Regions from separate parts of the Homo sapiens genome. Here region 1 is linked to region 2. A link is an interaction called in ENCODE POLR2A ChIA-PET data of the cell type or tissue named here. Cell type or tissue: GM12878. All regions are shown on one strand. Each heading gives the region's core, and the rest is flanking DNA. Links, peaks and the distances in the headings are about the cores only.

The links. Peaks named below come from ENCODE experiments on the same cell type or tissue, not always from the same donor. Only the 100,000 strongest peaks of a DNase experiment are listed, where the experiment ranks them.
Region 1: POLR2A ChIA-PET joins it to region 2 with 11 read pairs; 2 of 35 experiments call an interaction of 5 or more read pairs at or near these places.

Annotation. Positions count from the first base shown.
Region 1 is chr7:100,204,211-100,212,210 of GRCh38, reverse strand. It overlaps STAG3 (STAG3 cohesin complex component), which reads right to left. Exons shown (of 34, transcript NM_001282717.2): 27 at 7,436-7,584; 28 at 7,078-7,206; 29 at 6,827-6,984; 30 at 1,026-1,200; 31 at 672-776; 32 at 335-416. It also overlaps the pseudogene CASTOR3P. Among named protein-coding and RNA genes, the nearest start is that of PVRIG, 12 kb to the left of the region's middle. RefSeq lists an enhancer at 624-723. In GM12878, for the core only: no CTCF peak of the experiment used is centred there; DNase peaks (open chromatin) are centred at 590 and 3,050; H3K4me3 peaks cover 2,104 bases; H3K27ac peaks cover 3,804 bases.
Region 2 is chr7:100,442,868-100,452,732 of GRCh38, reverse strand. No RefSeq gene overlaps it. Among named protein-coding and RNA genes, the nearest start is that of PPP1R35-AS1, 11 kb to the right of the region's middle. RefSeq lists a silencer at 1,844-1,943, enhancers at 5,757-6,257, 7,461-7,620, 7,531-8,215, 8,216-8,900 and a cis regulatory region at 7,562-8,415. In GM12878, for the core only: a CTCF peak has its summit at 2,099 (motif pointing right); no DNase peak of the experiment used is centred there; H3K4me3 peaks cover 925 bases; H3K27ac peaks cover 1,535 bases.

The DNA.
Region 1 (8,000 bases), core at 1-8,000, 240 kb after region 2:
GGCTGCCACTTGGACTGAATGACCTCCCACCTCCAGCATTAGGACTCCTTCCAATTCCTAGGGGGTTCGGAGGCAACAATATTTATTTAGGGATTGGGAGCGAGAGTGCTATTCCAACCTTCTTTGGTATTTGTAATTTCTTTTCCTTATTCTTTAATAAAAGTAGAGTCCAAGCAAAGTCCAAACCAACATATAACCTGTCCTCCTTTACTCTAGATTCATTCAGCTTTTCCAGACCAGGCATCACCGAGCGGAGAGAGGGGAAACACCCTGGCTTCTCTTTGGCACATCAGCCCCTAGTTCTTGAGAGAGAAGGGCAGGGTGGTCTACTCACCATGTCTGTATCCTGCCGTTCTTCATTTGACTCATCCTGGATTTCTAACTCTTCTTCCTCGTCCTCTTCCATAAGGCTGAGTCTGATGTAGGGGCAAAGAGACTGGCTTTTCAAACTGTTCTTTGAGGACCCCTGAGAGTTTCTCAGACACCCGGGGTGGGGGAAGTGGGGAGCAGTAAGTACAGCATAGTAGTTTCCCGATTGTGCTGACAGGAAGTGCTCTGTGGCTAAAACAAGTCCAAAAAGCACCCACAGAGAGGCAATGGGTGAGACAGGAATCCCCTCACAGTGGGCGACAGATCTGAAGTGAAGACAGGAGATGATGAGAAAAGCTCACCGCATCAGCTGGTTGCCCAGGCCAGGACCTGAAGGGTTGTGTGGAGTCTGGAAATATTGTGGACCCAAGAACCTTGACCTCTCGGTGCCTGCGACGGGCTGACTGCTGGGAATGAAGCAGGATCAATGATGGGATAAAAATCAAGGGTAAGAAGAGGATGTAAGGCAGCTGGTGTTAATGGGGAGAAAAGCTCAGAGAGATGCATTTTAAAGCTAAACAATGGAGAAGGGTTTGAGAAGAACCCAACAATGTGGGAGTGCTACAGCAGGGAACCATGAAACAGAAACAGCAAGATGGAGGCAGCCAGACACCAAACTGGGAACTCAGACACCCAGATTCCCTCCATGGCCTCACCCCTGGGCAAAATCCAACTCTGAGCCATCTTCTTCCTCCATCTCTTTCAACCCCCACAGGGGCTGCCTGCTCTTCACAGCTGTGGAGGTGAGGGTGGGCGTGGGCGGGATGCTGTTCAGCTGCAGACTTTCTTCCTGGGACGAGGAGACGTCCTCTCTGTTAGGCTTGGCAGGCCCTGCCAAGCAGATGCATACATTAACCACAGCCCAGGGCCTGCGACAGGTGTGCTCTCTTTCCAAGACCTGCCCAGGATTTAGTAAGGGAAAGTCAATCAGGAAGAGAATGGAAAACTTATACAGCTTCATTCTGTTGCCCTCAAATGGGCATAGCCCTATGTACTAAATACATAGCCCTATGTACCAAAAAGTAAGGCTTAGAGAATTGTAGCTAGGCCTTGTCCAAGAAGAACTTGCTACACAGCCTAGAAAACAAGATGGAAAGATATATAAATATACATTTCACAGATAAACTGTAACAGGTGAACAGGTGAACACAAACATGAGGGAGGGTTGGAGTCTCTAAGATTGAGAGGTCTGAGTTAGCCAATGAAGACATCTGAGATCCTATCCAAGATTTCTGTGGTCAGAAAAAGCTGTAAATGGCAATAGAGTTTTGGTACCAGAGGCTAGAGTGGACAAATGAGGGCCAGGGAGGAACCGGAAAATGGGAGACAGGATTTTCTAAAAGCTAGAAAAAAATGAAGTGATTGCAATGCCAGTATAACTGATATGATATGAAGGGGGACTTATCTCCTGCAGAGATTGGAGAAGGTAGAGGAGGAGAAAGAATCCAAAGATTCTCACTGCCTGAGAAAACCCAGGCAATACTATTTTAAAGCATCAGTCAAATTGACATTAACATCTGTTAACTGTAAACAGTCACACTCCCATTACCCCCCTTCTCCACTAAAAACAATAATCCCAAAGTGAGCGCTCAGCCTATGGGTTTAAGCAGAGGGCTACAGAAAACAGGGAAGAGACATACCCCTGGGCTTGGATTCCCAGAGAGGAAACCTTGGGGCCCCAGATGTGTCCTCCTGATCTCCCTGAGCTATTAATGGTGTGATGCCCGAGGGCTGGGCCCTTGAGTCTCTCCTCTTCTCCATCTTCACTGGCTTCCCCAGCCACTCACGTTCATGTCCTTAAATATCACCTATACTCTGCCACATCCCAAAGGGATCTCAAGCCTTCAGCTCTCCCCTGAACTCCATCTTAACAGCCCCCATGGTTTGTTCAACATCTCCACCTGTAATCCTGTGGCCAACACCAATGCCCCAACCTTCCCCCACAGCTATCTTCACTCTCTGCCTTCCCCATCTCAGATACTGTCAACTCCATCCTTCTGTCAGGCCAAAATCCTTGGAGCCATCCTCAACTGCTCTTTTTGTCTTACATCCCACATCCAGTTTGTCAGAAAAGCCTATTAGAGATACCTTGAAAATGCACCCAGAATCTGGCCGTTTCTCGGCACCTCCACCATTGCCCCCGGCCTAAGAAGCTCTCTTATCTTGCATCTTGGGCTGGACTCCTACAACAGCCACAACCTCCCTGCTGGTCTCCCAGCTTCTAGCCTTCCCCCATCTCCTGTCGTTTTCGACACAGCAGCCAGAAGGATCCTTTAAAAACAGAGGTTGATCCTGTCGTTCCTCAAAATCCTCCAATGGTTTTCCTACTGCACTCAGAGTAAAAGCCAGTCTCTGCCTTAGATGCTCTGGGATCCTGTACCCTCTTTGGTCTCATGTCCTACAATCTGCATTCTGGCCATAATGGTCTTCTCTGCTGTTCCTTGAACATTCCAGGAACATTCCCCCCATCCCCTCGTGGCCTCAGGACTGGCTGCTTCCTTTGGTATGCTATTCTGATACACACTAAGCACCCTCCCTCACCTGTTATAAAAAATTCGCTGGGAGGCCAATAGGCTGAAATGGCTCCTGCACTTTGGGTTCCTAAGTCAGCAAACTGAAACTCAACTCAGAGTGAAAGTGTTGTGTGTAACCTAGGAGCAGGAAACTTCAGCTTAACCAGTCAGAAACTACCGACTAACCTCTAACAAGAGATTTATGGTCAGTTAACCTCTAAATATGAACTTTCCACTCTAACCAATCAAATAGTTTCTTTGTCTTGCTCCCAGAGACACCTTGTAAGTGTCCCCTCTGGTTTCCTCGGTGGTGGCGCCCTGAACTGCTGGCGGTCTGCCACTGCCTGATTGATAAAATTGCTGAATGCTCAAATAAACCTGTTAAAATTGTAATGTGCCTAAGTGTATCTTTTAACTTATTTTTTAGGCTTTTTGCCCAACATTTGTGTTGAGTCTTCCCTTGATCAGTCTTTGTAAGACTGCAATCCCCACCCCGCCAGCATTCCTCACAATCCTCCCTGCTTTTTTGCCATAGTATTTACTACTATCTGACACTCTCTAAAGAAAGAGATGTTTAGCTTTTTTGTTCACTGCTGTATTCCCAGCACACGGTGCTCAGTATCTATTGAATGAATAAAAACAAACTCTTCAGTTTTATCTTGCCTTCACAAACCCTACGCTTTAGGCAGAGCGATCTATGTACCTCCATGCTTCGCCCAGCACACAGCCTTCTATGCTTTGCTTGTGCTATTCTGCCAGCCCATGATGCTCCTCCTTCCTCTGTTCAGCTTATAAAAATCTTACTTATTTTTTAAGCTCCAGCAATTCCATCTTCTTGGTAAAGCTCTCATCATTCTCTGAATTCTACAGCATTCACTTGTACAAGCCCTCAGGCAGTTATTGGCAATTGTTCATAATTCGAGTTTTCCATAATTAAAATTTCTCCCTTTCCTATTAGATAATAAGCTGCTGGATTCTTCATGGCCCCTAAAACACTGAACATAGTATCTTTCATATAGTAGGTCCCTAACAACTATGTATTAGTTAATTAATTAAAGCAGAGTTTCCTGGTGGTATAAGACATAATTTTAGGTGGTACACAGAAGACAACAAAAGGAAATCACACCTCATCTCACACTATATACAAAAATTAACTCAAACTGGATCACAAATCTAAATTAAGAGCTAAAACTATAACTTTTTTTTTTTTTCTGAGACAGTATCTCGCTCTTTCGCCCAGGTTGGAGTGCAGTGGAACAATCTCGGCTCACTGCAAGCTCCGCCTCCCGGGTTCACGCCATTCTCCTGCCTCAGCCTCCCGAGTGGCTGGGACTACAGGCGCCCACCATCATGCCTGGCTAATTTTTTGTATTTTTAGTAGAGACGGGGTTTCACCGTGTTAGCCAGGATGGTCTCAATCTCCTGACCTCGTGATCCGCCCGCCTCGGCCTCCCAAAGTGCTGGGATTACAGGCGTGAGCCACCATGCCCGGCTAAAACTATAACTCTTAGAAGAAAACACAGGAGTAAATCTTTGTGACCTCATGAATTAGCCAACAATTTCTCAAGATATGGCACCAAAAGCACAAGCAACAAAAGGAAAAAGTTAGATTTCACCAAATTCAAGAACTTTTGTGTTTCAAAGGACACCACCAATAACACGAAAAGACAACCCAAAAAATGGGAGAAAATGTTTGCATATCATAAGGAATCTCATGTCTAGAATATATAAAGAATACTTACAACTCAACAATAAAAAGACAACCCTATTTTAAAATAGCTAAAGGATCAGAACAGGCATTTCTCCAAAGAAGATAAACAAATTGTCAATAAGCACATGAAAAGATGCTCAATACCATTTGTCATTAGGGAAATGCAAATTTAAACCACAATGAGATACCACACCTCACAGCTACTAGGAGATGGATAAAATAAAAAAAGACATTAATAAGTACCGGTGACAACATGGAGAAACCAGAGTCCCCATACATTGCTGGTAGGATTGTAAACTGGTGTAGGTACTTTGGAAAACAGTGTGGTAGTTCCTCAAAAACTTAAACATAGAATTGCCATACGAACCAGCAATTCCACTCCCAGGTATATCTCAAGATAACTGAAAAGATGCATCCACCCAAAAATGTGTACATGCATGTTTAGCAGCATTATGCATAAAAGAGCCCAAATGTCAATCAACTGACAAGTGGATAAGTAGAATGTGGCATATCCACACGATGGCATATTGTTTCGGCCATAAAAAGGTATGAGATACTGATATATGTCAAAGTATGGATGAACGTTGAAAACACTGTACTAAGTGAAAGAAGCTGGACATAAAAGGCCACATATTATATGATTCCATTTATATGAAAGGTCCAGAGTAGGCAAATCAAGAGATAGGAATTATATTAGTGATACTACCTAAGGCTGGGAAGATGGGCAGAGACTGCGAATGGGTATGTGGTTTCTTTTGGAAAGATGAAAATGTTCTAAAATTAGATAGTTGTGATGGTTGTACAATTCAGTGAATATGCTAAGTGTACACTTTAAAAGGGTGATTTTTGGCTGGGCACGGGGGCTCACCAGCACTTTGGGAGCACTTTGGGAGGCTGAGGTGGGCAGATCACAAGGTCAGGAGTTTGAGACCAGCCTGGCCAACATGGTGAAACCCTGTCTCTACTAGAAATACAAAAATTGGCTGGGGGTGGTGGTGGACGCCTGTAATCCCAACTACTCAGGAGGCTGAGGGAGGAGAACCACTTGAACGTGGGAGGCGGAGGTTGCAGTGAGTCGAGATCACGCCACTGGACTCCAGCCTGGGTGACAGAGCGAGATTCCGTCTCAAAAAAAAAAAAATGATTTTTATGATATGTAAGTTGTATCTCAATAAAGCTGTCACATAAAGTCCCATTTAAAAATGTACACTAGAAAACACATACTTGCATATGAAATAATGATTGCTACAATGTTGCTTAATATGAAGCTGTTTTTTAAAAAGCAAAGAAAAAACCTTAGGCAGCCAGGCACAGTGGCTCACACCTGTAATCCCAGCACTTTGGGAGGCTGAGGCAGGCAGATCATGAGGTCAGGAGATCAAGACCATCCTGGCTAACATGCTGAAAACCCATCTCTACCAAAAATTCAAAAAAAATTAGCCAGGCGTGGTGGCGGGTGCCTGTAGTCCCAGCTACTCGGGAGGCTGAGGCAGGAGAATGGCGTGAACCTGGGAGGCAGAGCTTGCAGTGAGCCGAGATGGCGCCACTGCACTCCAGCCTGGGCAACAGAGCAAGACTCCATCTCAAAAAATAAACAAAAACAAAAACAAAACCTTAGGCAACTTATAAGACAACAGGTGATCTGAAGGTAAAAAACAATGAAGGTTGTGTAAAAGTGTCCAAGGTTTCGAAAATAATGGAATACAAGATGTTGAGGAGGGTACTCTGAATGTATAGATTTCTTAGTTCAATATTTGGTTTTATCATCAGTTTCTTTTTTTTTTTTTTGAGACAGAGTCTCGCTCTGTCACCCAGGCTGGGGTGCAGTCGCGCAATCTCAGCTCACGGCAACCTCCGCCTCCCGGGTTCAAGTGATTCTCCTGCCTCAGCCTCCTGAGTAGTTGGGATTACAGATGCGCGCCACCATGCCCAGCTAATTTTTGTATTTTTAGTAGAGACGGGGTTTCACCATCTTGGCCAGGCTGGTCTCGAACACCTGACCTCGTGAGCCGCCTGCCTCGGCCTCCCAAAGTGCTGGGATTGCAGGCATGAGCCACCACACCTGGCCCTCTATTTGATTTTTAATACAGGTTTTCAGTTGACTAGATAAACCTTGAAAGAAATTAATACCCTGAATGACAGTAGATGCTCAATGAAATACTTGACAAAATAAGTTTGCAGGCAGCCAACGACCACCTGCTGGGCACCCCCATACCCACACACAGCACCCTACCTTCAACGCGCCTCCTCTTGGAGCTGGGGAGGACCTGAGGGCTGGTCTCTGCTGTGTTCTCCACAGGGCTGAGGGAGTGGCAGTAGGTGGTGACTGGGCCCCAGGGATGGCCAGGTGCCTGGGAGACATGCTGCAGGCACTTTTCTAGATAGGACAGTCTATGAAAGAGGTAGAACCAAAAGCCTGAAGGGGCTACTGGGCCCTCAGCAGGCCCTTCCCTAATCCACATCTCTATCCACCCACCAACTTACAAAAGCTGCTTGTCCTGATGGAAGAGTCGGGGGGAAAACTCTGAAAGGAGCTCCAGGAATGCCAGATTTGGAGGCTGATTGGAGGAGCCAGCTGGAGGAAGCTCAGACAAGGAGAACTGGATGCCTTCCCTTGGTTGGGCAGAATTATTTTAGGAAGAAAGTCTCTTCCCACTTCCCTCCCAGGCCTGAGCTATCCTGTCCAAATGCACCCTCCCCCCGTCCCCAGCTTGTCTCCAAAGGCATACCCACCCCTAACCTGACTGCTATGCCTTGACACACATACCCTCCCTCCGAGACCTCCCTCCAAGACCTCGTTCCCAGCCCTCCCTGGACACAACCTGCAACCAATACTTCCTACTTGTGTAGCATGACCACGAGGTCACGGTTCTGCAGCTGCTGGGGTCCAAAACTCAAGGCAAACCTCCGGGCCAGGTCCCTCATCTCGATGAAGGCAGGAAGCTCATTCAGGCCCTGGGGCCCATGCTCCTGCAGCAGTTCTGTGTACAGCTGTGTCCAGGAGACATGGTGCATGTGGGAAAGGGAGGAACACGGCGGAAACAGAGAAGTCCAGCATTCTCTTCTCTACTCAGAAATTCCAAAGGCCTTGGGACACCATCTACTACTTTTACTCTTTCCTTCCTTCTAGGGAACTCCCGATACCCCTGCAGCAAACAAAGCCAATCACCTCTACTCCATAACATTAAATAAAAACGTCTATAGTAACTGAAGGAGGCTGAGAGAGAACAGACTGAAAAATAATTAGGAACTCCCTATCACTTCCTTGTTGGCGTTCCAATGTCCTGATAAGTTACTTTTGATGGGGTTGCCCAGTCAGTTAAAAAAAAAATACTTCCCAAGGGTCTACTAAGAATGAAGGAACCTATCACGTAAAGTTAAGAGTCAAAACAAGAAAAGTTACTGCT
Region 2 (9,865 bases), core at 850-8,849:
GACCTTCAGCAAGTGAATTAACCTGTCTGAATCTCTGTCTCAAAAGCAAGGCTCTGTCTCAAGAAAAAAAAAAAAGGAAAATAAATGAAATAGTTATTAGAGTGTGGTCCTGGACCAGAGCATCGCATTCCCCAGAGAGTAGTAGAAATTCAAACTCCAGGCCCTGCACCGCAGACCTACTGAATCAAAAACCCTAGGATGGGGGCCAGCAATCTGTTTGAACACGCCTGCTGAAGTTTGGGAATCACTGCCACACTGCATGGGAATGTAGACTGTTGGGATTCTGAAGCTTAGGACATATCACAATCTCCTGAGAGCTTGTTAAAAACACAGATTCCAGGCCGGGCATGGTGGCTCACACCTGTAATCCCAGCACTTTGGGAGGCTGAGGCAGGTGGATCACGAGGTCAGGAGATGGAGACCATTCTGGCTAACGCAGTGAAACCCCGTCTCTACTAAAAATACGAAAAATTAGCCAGGCGTGGCGGCACTCACCTGTAGTCCCAGCTACTTGGGAGGCTGAGGCAGGAGAATTGCTTGAACCCGGGAGGTAGAGGTTGTAGTGAGTGGAGATTGCACCACTGCACTCCAGCCCGGTGACAGGGCGAGACTCTGTCTCAAAAAAATAAAACAAAAACAAAAAATAAAATAAGAAAAAAAAAACACAGATTCCAGGCCATGAACGGTGGCTCACGCCTGTAATCTCAGCACTTTGGGAGGCCAAGGCGGGTGGATCACCTGAGGTCAGGAGTTCAAGACCAGCCTGGTCAACATGGTGAAACCCTGTCTCTACAAAAATATAAAAATTAGCTGGGCATGATGGCAGGTGCCTGTAATCTCACCTATCTGGGAGGCTGAGGCAGGAGAATCGCTTGAACCTGGGAGGCAGAGGTTGCAGTGAGCCGAGATCAAGCCACTGCACTCCAGCCTGGGCAGCAGAGCAAGACTCCGTCTGAAAAAAAAAAAAAAACCCACAGATTCCAACTGGGTGTGGTGGCTCATGCCTGTAATCTTAGCACTTTGGGAGTCCAAGGTGGCAGGATCACTTGAGCCCAGGAGTTTGAGGCCAGCCTGGGCTACATAGCCAGACCCCATCTCTACAAAACAAACAGACAAAAAAGAAAAGTAGCTGCTGGTGGTGGTGGTATGTGCCTGTGGTCCCAGCTGCTCGGGAGGCTGAGGTGGAGGATGGCTTGAGCCCAGGAGTTTGAGGCTGCAGTGAACCATGATGATGCCGCTGCACTCCAGCCTGGGCAACAGAGCGAGAGCCTGTCTCAAACCAGACAAGACAAAACAAAACAAAAACCAGATTTTTGGCCTCAAAGTCAGAAACTGAGGTGGGGTCTGGGAATCCTTTTTTTTTTTTTTTTTTTGAGATGGGGTCTCACTCTGTTGCCCAAGCTGGAGTGCAGTGGCACAATCTCGGCTCACTGCAACCTCCGCCTCCCGGGTTCAAGCGATTCTCCTGCCTCAGCCTCCAGAGTAGCTGGGATTACAGGCGTGCACCACCACGCCCGGCTAATTTTTATATTTTTAGTAGAGACGGGGTTTCACCATGTTGGCCAGGCTGGTCTCGAACTCTTGACCTCGGGTGATCTGACCACTTCGGCCTCCCAAAGTGTTGGGATTACAGGCATGAGCCACCACGCCCGCTGGAATCGATATTTTAACCGGAGATGAGTTTTATTGGGGTGGGGGGTGCCCCGGAGGCTGCACTGCGGGGAGATCACAGAAGGCACCTTGGGGTATTGGAGACTCTGGCCTGGGGGACTGAGGACTCCCCTTGGGTGGAGGAGGGGAGATGCAGCTGGAGAGAGGACACCTGGACACCTGCCCAATCCAGTGACGTCAGCCTCGTCTGCTGTCAGAAGGGGGCGGGGCCTCGGGGGCGGAGTCTCTCCCGCCTCAGCCCTCGGTCTAGTCTGGCCACCTTCCCAGTCTGGTGGGTGCAGGTGGGGAGAAGCCTGGGTCTGGGGGCAACAAGCGCGGGTAAGACCTGTAGGGGGCCAGCTAGGGACGCCAGCGGGGGCCGGGTGGTCGGGCGTGGCGGCCGCGGCGAAGCTGGGGGACTTGAACAGCCTGTCTCGTCTTGGTCCTGACCTCCAGGTGGCGCCGCGGTGCGCGGACCGGCGTTAAGGTCGCGTCGCCCTTGGCCTCTGGCTGGGGAAGCCCCTACGGCCTAATGGGGGTGGTGGAGGAACTGCTAGAGGGGCTCTAGGCCATAGCCGGGAACAGAGAGACCTCCCTATGTGAGCCCCCGGAGACCCTGACCGCGGGCTCTGCCGCTCCTCCCAGCACCCCTACGACATTAGCCGATGGGGGAGCCGACATTAGCGGATGGATTCTTAAACACTAAAGGGTCTCCAGAGCATAAAATGGGCACTGGTGACACTGCTTCCACGGGACGGTTAGTTTCTAGTGAAAACAGCTTCTCCACTGCGCATGATGGCTCATGTCTGTAATCCTGACATTTCGGGAGGCCAAGGTAGGGAGAACTGCTTGAGCCCAGGAGTTCAAGACCAGCCTGGGCAATATAGTGAGACCCCATCTGTCGCTTTTTTTTTTTTTTTTGAGACGGAGTCTTGCTCTGTCGCCCAGGATGGAATGCGGTGGCGCGATCTCGGCTCATTGCAACCTCCACCTCCCAGGTTCAAGCGATTGTCGTGCCTCAGCCTCCCGAGTAGCTGAGATTACAGGCATGTGCCACCACGCCCAGCTCATTTTTTTGTATTTTTAGTAGAGAGATGGGGTTTCACCATGTTGGCCAGGCTGGTCTGGAACTCCTGACCTTAAATAATCCACCTGCTTTGGCCTCCCAAAGTGCTGGGGTTACAGGCGTGAGCCACTGCGCCCAACCATGAGACCCTATTTCTAAAAAAAATAATTTTAGGCCGGGTGCGGTAGCTCACGCCGGTAATCCCAGCACTTTGGGAGGCGGAGGAGGGTGGATCACCTGAGATCAGGAGTTCCTGACCAACCTGGCCAACATGGTGAAACCCTGTCTCTACTAAAAATACAAAAATCAGCCGGGCATGGTAGTGGGCGCCTGTAATCGCAGCTACTAAGGAGGCTGAGGCAGGAGAATCGCTTGAAACCGGGAGGCAAAGGTTACAGTGAGCCGAGATTGCGCCACTGCACTCCGCCTGGGCAACAGAATGAGACTCCGTCTCAAAAAAAAAAAAAAAGAAAAGAAAAGAAAAGAAAAAATAAATAATAATTAAATTAACTGGCCATAGTGCCATGCACCTAAAAGTCCCAGCTACTTGGGAGGCTGAGGTGGGAGAATTGCTTGAGTCCAGGAGTTAGAGGCTGCAGTGAGCTGTGATTGCATCACTGCACTCCAGCCTGGTTAACAGAGCAAGACCTTGTCTCAAAACAAAACAAAATTCAACAAAACAAATCCTGCCTCATCCGATTCTTGGCCAGGACACACTGGTGTGGAAACCCTCCTTCCCCACCAAGTTCGCATCCTGCCCGGCCCCCCGGGTTCCACCTGCAGCCACTCTATCCCTCTAGCCCAGAACTAACCCAGCCTCCACCCCTTGTCGTCCCTTTGTTTTCAGGATAACCTGAAATCCTAGCACTTTTGGAATAAACCTGTAATCCTAGCACTTTGGGAGTCCAAGGTGGCAGGATCGCTTGAGCCCAGGAGTTTGAAGCCAGCCTGGGCTACATAGCCAGACCTCATCTCTACAAAACACTCCCTGTGCCCTGGCCTTTCCTCAGCCTGGGGGCCAGTAGAAAAAGTGTGGGGCATTTCGAGGTTTTTCTCAGGTTGAAGGACTGGCAAGGTGTGTCTGTGGTAGTAACTTGTGGGGAAGGGACTGGGCCCTGATTCTCAGGGCTCTGCTTTGAGCCTAGGCTATATTTTATTTAATTTTAATATTTATTTATTTGTTTGTTTTGTTTTGTTTTTAGTTGTTTGAGAAGGAGTTTCGCTCTTGTTGCCCAGGCTGGAGTGCAGTGGCGTGATCTCGGCTCATTGCAACCTCTGCCTCCCAGGTTCAAGCGATTCTCCTGCCTCAGCCTCCCGAGTACCTGTGATTACAGGCATCTGCCACCACACTCCGCTAATTTTTGTATTTTTAGTGGAGACGGGGTTTCACCATGTTGGCAAGGCTGGTCTCAAACTCCTGATCTCAGGTGATCTACCACCTTAGTTAGCCTCCCAAAGTGCTGGGATTACAGGCATGAGCCACCGGGCCCGGCCTTATTTATTTTATTTATTTTTATTTATTTTTTTTGAGACAGAGTCTCACTCTGTCGCCCAGGCTGGAGTGCAGTGGTGAAATCTTGACTCACTGCAACCTCTGCCTCCCAGGTTCAAGCGATTCTCCTATCTCACCCTCCTGAGTAGCTGGGACTACAGGCGCACGCCACCACACCTGGCTAATGTTTGTATTTTTAGCAGAGATGGGGTTTCACCATATTGGTTAGGCTGGTCTCGAACTCCTGACCTCAGGTGATCCATCCGCCTCTGCCTCCTAGAGTGCTGGGATTACAGGCGTGAGCCACCACGCCCGGCCATAATTTATTTTATTTTTGAGACAGTGTCTTGCATGTCACCCAGGCTGGAGTGCAGTGGTGCAATCACAGCTCCCTGCAACTTCTGCTTCCCGGGGTCAAGCGATCCTCCCATCTCAGCCTCCCAGGTAGCTGGGACTACAGGCATGTGCCATCAAGCCTGGCTAATTTTCTGTATTTTTGGAAGAGATGGGGCTGGTCTCGAACTCTTGAGCTCAAGTGATCTGCCTGCCTCAGCCTCCCAAAGTGTTGGGATTAAAGGCGTGAGCCACCGTGCCTGGCCTTAAGCTTCTTTTCTTCTTTTTTTTTTTTTTCCTTGAGACGGCATTTCACTCTTGTTGCCCAGGCTGGAGTGCAATGGTGCAATCTCGGCTCACCACAACCTCCACCTCCTGGGTTCAAGCGATTCTCCTGCCTCGGCCTCCCAAGTAGCTGGGATTACAGGCATGCGCCATCACAATGGGCTAATTTTGTATTTTTAGTAGAGATGGGGTTTCTCCATGTTGGTCAGGCTGATCTTGAACTCCCGACCTCAGGTGATGTGCCCACGTCAGCCTTCCGAAGTGCTGGGATTACAGGTGTGAGCCACCACGCCTGGCTCTTTTCTTCTTTTTTGAGACGGGGTCTCACTGTGTTGCCCAGGCTGGTCTTGAACTGCTGGCCTCAAGTGATCCTCCCAGGTCAGCCTCCCAAAGCATTGGGATAACAGGTATGAGCCACCACACCAGCCTCAGCCTAGTCTTCAGTCTCCTGAAGCTCAGTGTCAAAGGCCTCAGCTTTTTTTTTTTTTTTTTTTTGAGAGAGAGTCTTGCTCTGTTGCCAGGCTGGAGTGCAGTGGCGCGATCTCGGATCACTGCAACCTCTGCCTCCTGGATTCAAGCAATTCTCCTGCCTCAGCCTCCCGAGTAGCTGGGACTACAGGCGCCCACCACCACGCCCGGCTAATTTTTTTGTATTTTTAGTAGAGACAGGGTTTCACTGTGTTAGCCAGGATAGTCTCGATCTCCTGACCTCGTGATCCGCCCGCCTTGGCCTCCCAAAGTGCTGGAATTACAGGTGTGAGCCACCACACCCGGCTCCAGCCTCAGCTTCTTTTTTTTTTTTCCTCTCTCTTCTTTTTTTTTTTTTTTTTTTTTGGAGACGTAGTCTCGCTCTGTCGCCCAGGCTGGGGTGCAGTGGCGCGATCTTGGCTCACTGGAAGCTCTGCCTCCCGGGTTCATGCCATTCTCCTGCCTCAGCCTTCTGGGTAGCTGGGACCACAGGTGCCCGCCACCATGCCCAGCTAATTTTTTGGTATTTTTTAGTAGAGATGGGGTTTCACCGTGTTAGCCAGGATGGTCTCGATCTCCTGACCTTGTGATCCGCCCGCCTCAGCCTCCCAAAGTGCTGGGATTATAGGCGTCAGCCACCATGCCTGGCCATCCCAGCCTCAGCTTCTTGAGCATGCATGCTTCCTGGCTGCCATGGCAACTCGACACTTGCGGATCATGATGGCTGACCAACTGTGTGGCCACCCCCGGAGCTTATGAGGTCTGAGGCCACTGAATGGGCCTTGCTGGACATAGTCCCTCCCCACCAGCTCCTTCACACAACAAGACCTCCCCTAACCATGGTACCCCATCTAGTTCCCCACACAGATGGACCCCGCTCCCATACCAGGGCTTCTGACTCTCCACCTGTCTCACACCACCTGACCTCTCTCCTCCTGCCTCTGCCCTTGTTTCCCTTGGCAACTCTCTGGGCCTGTAGAGGCTCTCTCAGGGGAAGATAGTCCTTCATGACCAAATCCTTCCCTCGTGGGTCCCCAGACCCTCTGATTCCAGCCCCCCAGAGATGGGGATACTGCCAAGGTGAAGGTTTCGGGGAAGACCCTCAGGGAGGTTCAGCTGTGTTTGTTTCCTGTGACTGCTGAAATTGTACAGATTGCCACATACTACATCCTAGACCTCCTGAATTCTGATTTGGGGATCAGGAAGGAGGTTGCTGGGAAGCAGAGGTGAGTCATGACCCAGGCTGGTGGGGCCCCATCAGGGAGGTTAAGTCTCTTTTTTAAAATTTAATTTAATTTATTTATTTTTGTAGAGACAGAGTCTCTCTATGTTGCCCAGGCTGGTTTCAAACTCCTGGCCTCAAGTGATCCTTCTTCCTTGGGCTCTCTTAAGTGCTGGGATTACAGGTGTGAGCTATGGTACCCATTGCCCTCTAGAGGAAGGCAGGCCCAGCCTGCAATCCCAGCATTTTGGAAGGCCAGGTCAGAGGATTGCTTGAGCCCAGGAGTTTGAGACCAGCCCGGGTAACATGGCAAGACCCTGCCTCTACAAAAAAAAAAAAAAAAAAAAAAAAATTACCTGGGTGTGGTGGCATGTGCCTGTAGTCCCAAGCTACTCAGGAGGCTGAGGTGGGAGGATCGCTTAATCCCCAGAGGTCAAGGCTGCAGTGAGCCATGATCGTGCCACTGCACTCCAGCCTGGGTGACAGAGCGAGACCCTGTCTCCAAGAAAAAAATAAAACTTGAAAAAAAAAAAATCTAGAGGAAGGCAAAGGGTCTGGAGGGCATCGTGAGCAACACTCACCTGGTCAGTGAAGCTGAGCAAAACTGCCCTGCTCAGACCTGAACTGGCCTGAGACAGAGACAGAAAGGGGCAGGCAGTCTGGGCATGGTGGCTCACACCTGTAATCCCAGGATTTTGGGAGGCTGAGGCAGGCGGATCACCTGAGGTCAGGAGTTCAAGACCAGCCTGGCCAACTTGGCGAAACCCTGTCTCTAATAAAAATACATAAATTAACTAGGTGTGGTGGCGTACACCTATATAGTCCCAGCTACTTGGGAGACTGGGGCAGAAGAATCACTTGAACTGGGAAGCAGAGGTTGCAGTGAGCTGAGATTGTGCCACTGCACTCCAGCACTCTAGCCTGGGAGACACAGTGAGACTCTGTCTCAAAAAAAAAGAAAGGGCAGTCTCAGACTCCCAGAGAGGAGAACAGCAAGTTTCTGTTCCACCTACTTCCTTCAAGGGCTTCTTCCTCCAGGAAGCCTTCCCATCCTCCAGGCTGAGCTGACCTACCCTTCACAGAGCTGGGGCTGGTGTTTAATCTGCACAGGCTGCATGAAGTTTTGCATCCTCTTTCCTGGAGCCTGGCCTGGCCTGGATGTTAGAGTTCATGCTGCACCCTGGGAGGGTGAAAGCTGGCCCCACTCAGAGCTGTCCATGCCACTCCCAGGCCCCAGCAAATAGCAGGTGTCAGTGAGCGGGTGAGAGGCATGTCTTCTGCCTCCTGGGACTCTGAGCTTCCTAGAACTGGGGCCACATTTCCTGCCTTATCTGTTTTCTCCACTGAGCAGGGCTGGGGCTGGAGGGGGCACGTGTGGGGCCAGCCAGCAGGAGCCCGAGGCGAGAGGGTCTGAACCCCCTGCCTCAGAGCCTACCGGCAGAGAGACCAGGGGCCTTTCATTTCCCAGCATCCCCGACATCCTGCTCATCTGCTGCAGAAACAATGAACACGGGAAAAGGGCAGGATGTCCCAGAGGTCGTCCAGAGGAGGAGAGGACAGGCTGAGTCAAAGGTGGGGAGGGAGGAAGGACAGAGGTCAATGGCACACGTGCCATGATCTCATCAGCTCCTGAAAAACAATGACTCGACCTTCTGAGGGCCCCAACTGAGCTCTGGCAACCATATGAGGCCAGTCATTTCCTCAGTGTTCAGATGAGGAAGAGGGGGGCTCTCAGAGGAAAGGGAATGATCCCCAGGTCACATGGTCAGTAGGCACTGGAGCTGGGACTGAAACCCAGGGAGACAGACGAGAGACGGGCCAGGGCTGCGAGGAGGCAGAGAGGCAAGGGCTTCGGCCTCCCCATTTCCAAGCTTGCATTCCCAGGAGTCCATTCATATGTGAAAAAAATGGCTTTTTATTTATTTATTTGTTTAGAGACAGTCTCGCTTTTTGCCCGGGCTGGAGTGCCGTGGTGTGATCATAACTCACTGTAGCCTTGACCTGGGCTCAAGTGATCCTCCCACCTCAGCCTCCTGAGTAGCTGGGACTATAAGTGTGCACCATCACACCCAGATAATTTTTTAAATTTTTGGTAGAGATGGGGTCTTTCTATGTTGCCCAGCCTGGTCTCCAACTTCTGGGCTCAAGTGATCCTCCCGCCTTGGCCTTCCAAAGTACTGAGATTACAAGCATGAGCCATTGCGCCTGGCTTATTTATTTATTTTTAGAGACAGGGTCTCGCTCTGTCACCCAGACTGGAGTGAAGTGGCACAATCATAGCTCAGCGCAGCCTCAAATTCCTGGGCTCAAGGGACCCTCCTGCCTCAGCCAACAAAGTAGCTGGAACTACAGGCATACACCACCATGCCTGGCTAAATTTTTTTAGAAATGGGGTCTTGACCAGCCCAGGCTGGTCTTGAACTCCTGGGCTCAAGTGATCCTCCGGTCTCAGCCTCCTGAGTAGCTGGGACTACAGGTGCACACCACCACACCCGGCTAATTTTTTTGTGTTTTTATTGTAGAGACAGGGTTTCACCATCTTGCCCAGGCTGCTCTCGAATGCCTGTCCTCATGTGATGCTCCCACCTGGGCCTCCCAAAGGGCTGAGATTACAGGTGTGAGCCACTGCACCCGGCCTGATAGCAGAACCTGCTTTTCTTCTACCAGCCTCTCTTGGACTGTGGAAAAACCTCACACCAACATCTCCTTGTCCAATCGCCTCTCTTGGACTGTGGAAAAACCTCACACCAACATCTCCTTGTCCAATCCAGAGGCTTCCATGGAATCACTCTCCACCCCAAGACCCCCCAACATCTCCTGTGTGCTCATTGAGTAACAGACCATCTGCTGCTTCCCCCGTCCCCAACCATCTCCCCAAGGTCCTGGGCATTGGTCCCCTGCTAAGGGGATCTGTCGGGACCTGCCTCCCAGAGTGAGGGTGGCGATTTCTGCATACATTTCCCCTATCTGTGGCTCCCTTTTCCTGGGTTATGGGCCCATCTTCCGTGCCTCCACACCCTTTCTTTCTACCTCCAGCTGTCCCTGGGCTCTTTGGGACCCTAACCACTGGCATCAATCAACCTTCTATGCCCAGTGTGGACATCAAGGACATCTCCCCAGCAAGCTCAGGCCTTCAGCCCAACATTCTCCTCCTTGCTGTGCTCAGCTCCATTGAATTCTCCATCCTCCACCCCACCCTGCAAATCTGTTTATCTTTGCTTTTCTGGTTTCTTTCATTTTCCTCTGCCTCACCCAGATTCCAGACAAATTCTTATTTATTTATTTATTTATTTGAGATACAGTTGCTGGCGGCTCACTGTAACCTCTGCCTCCCAGGTTCAAGTGATTC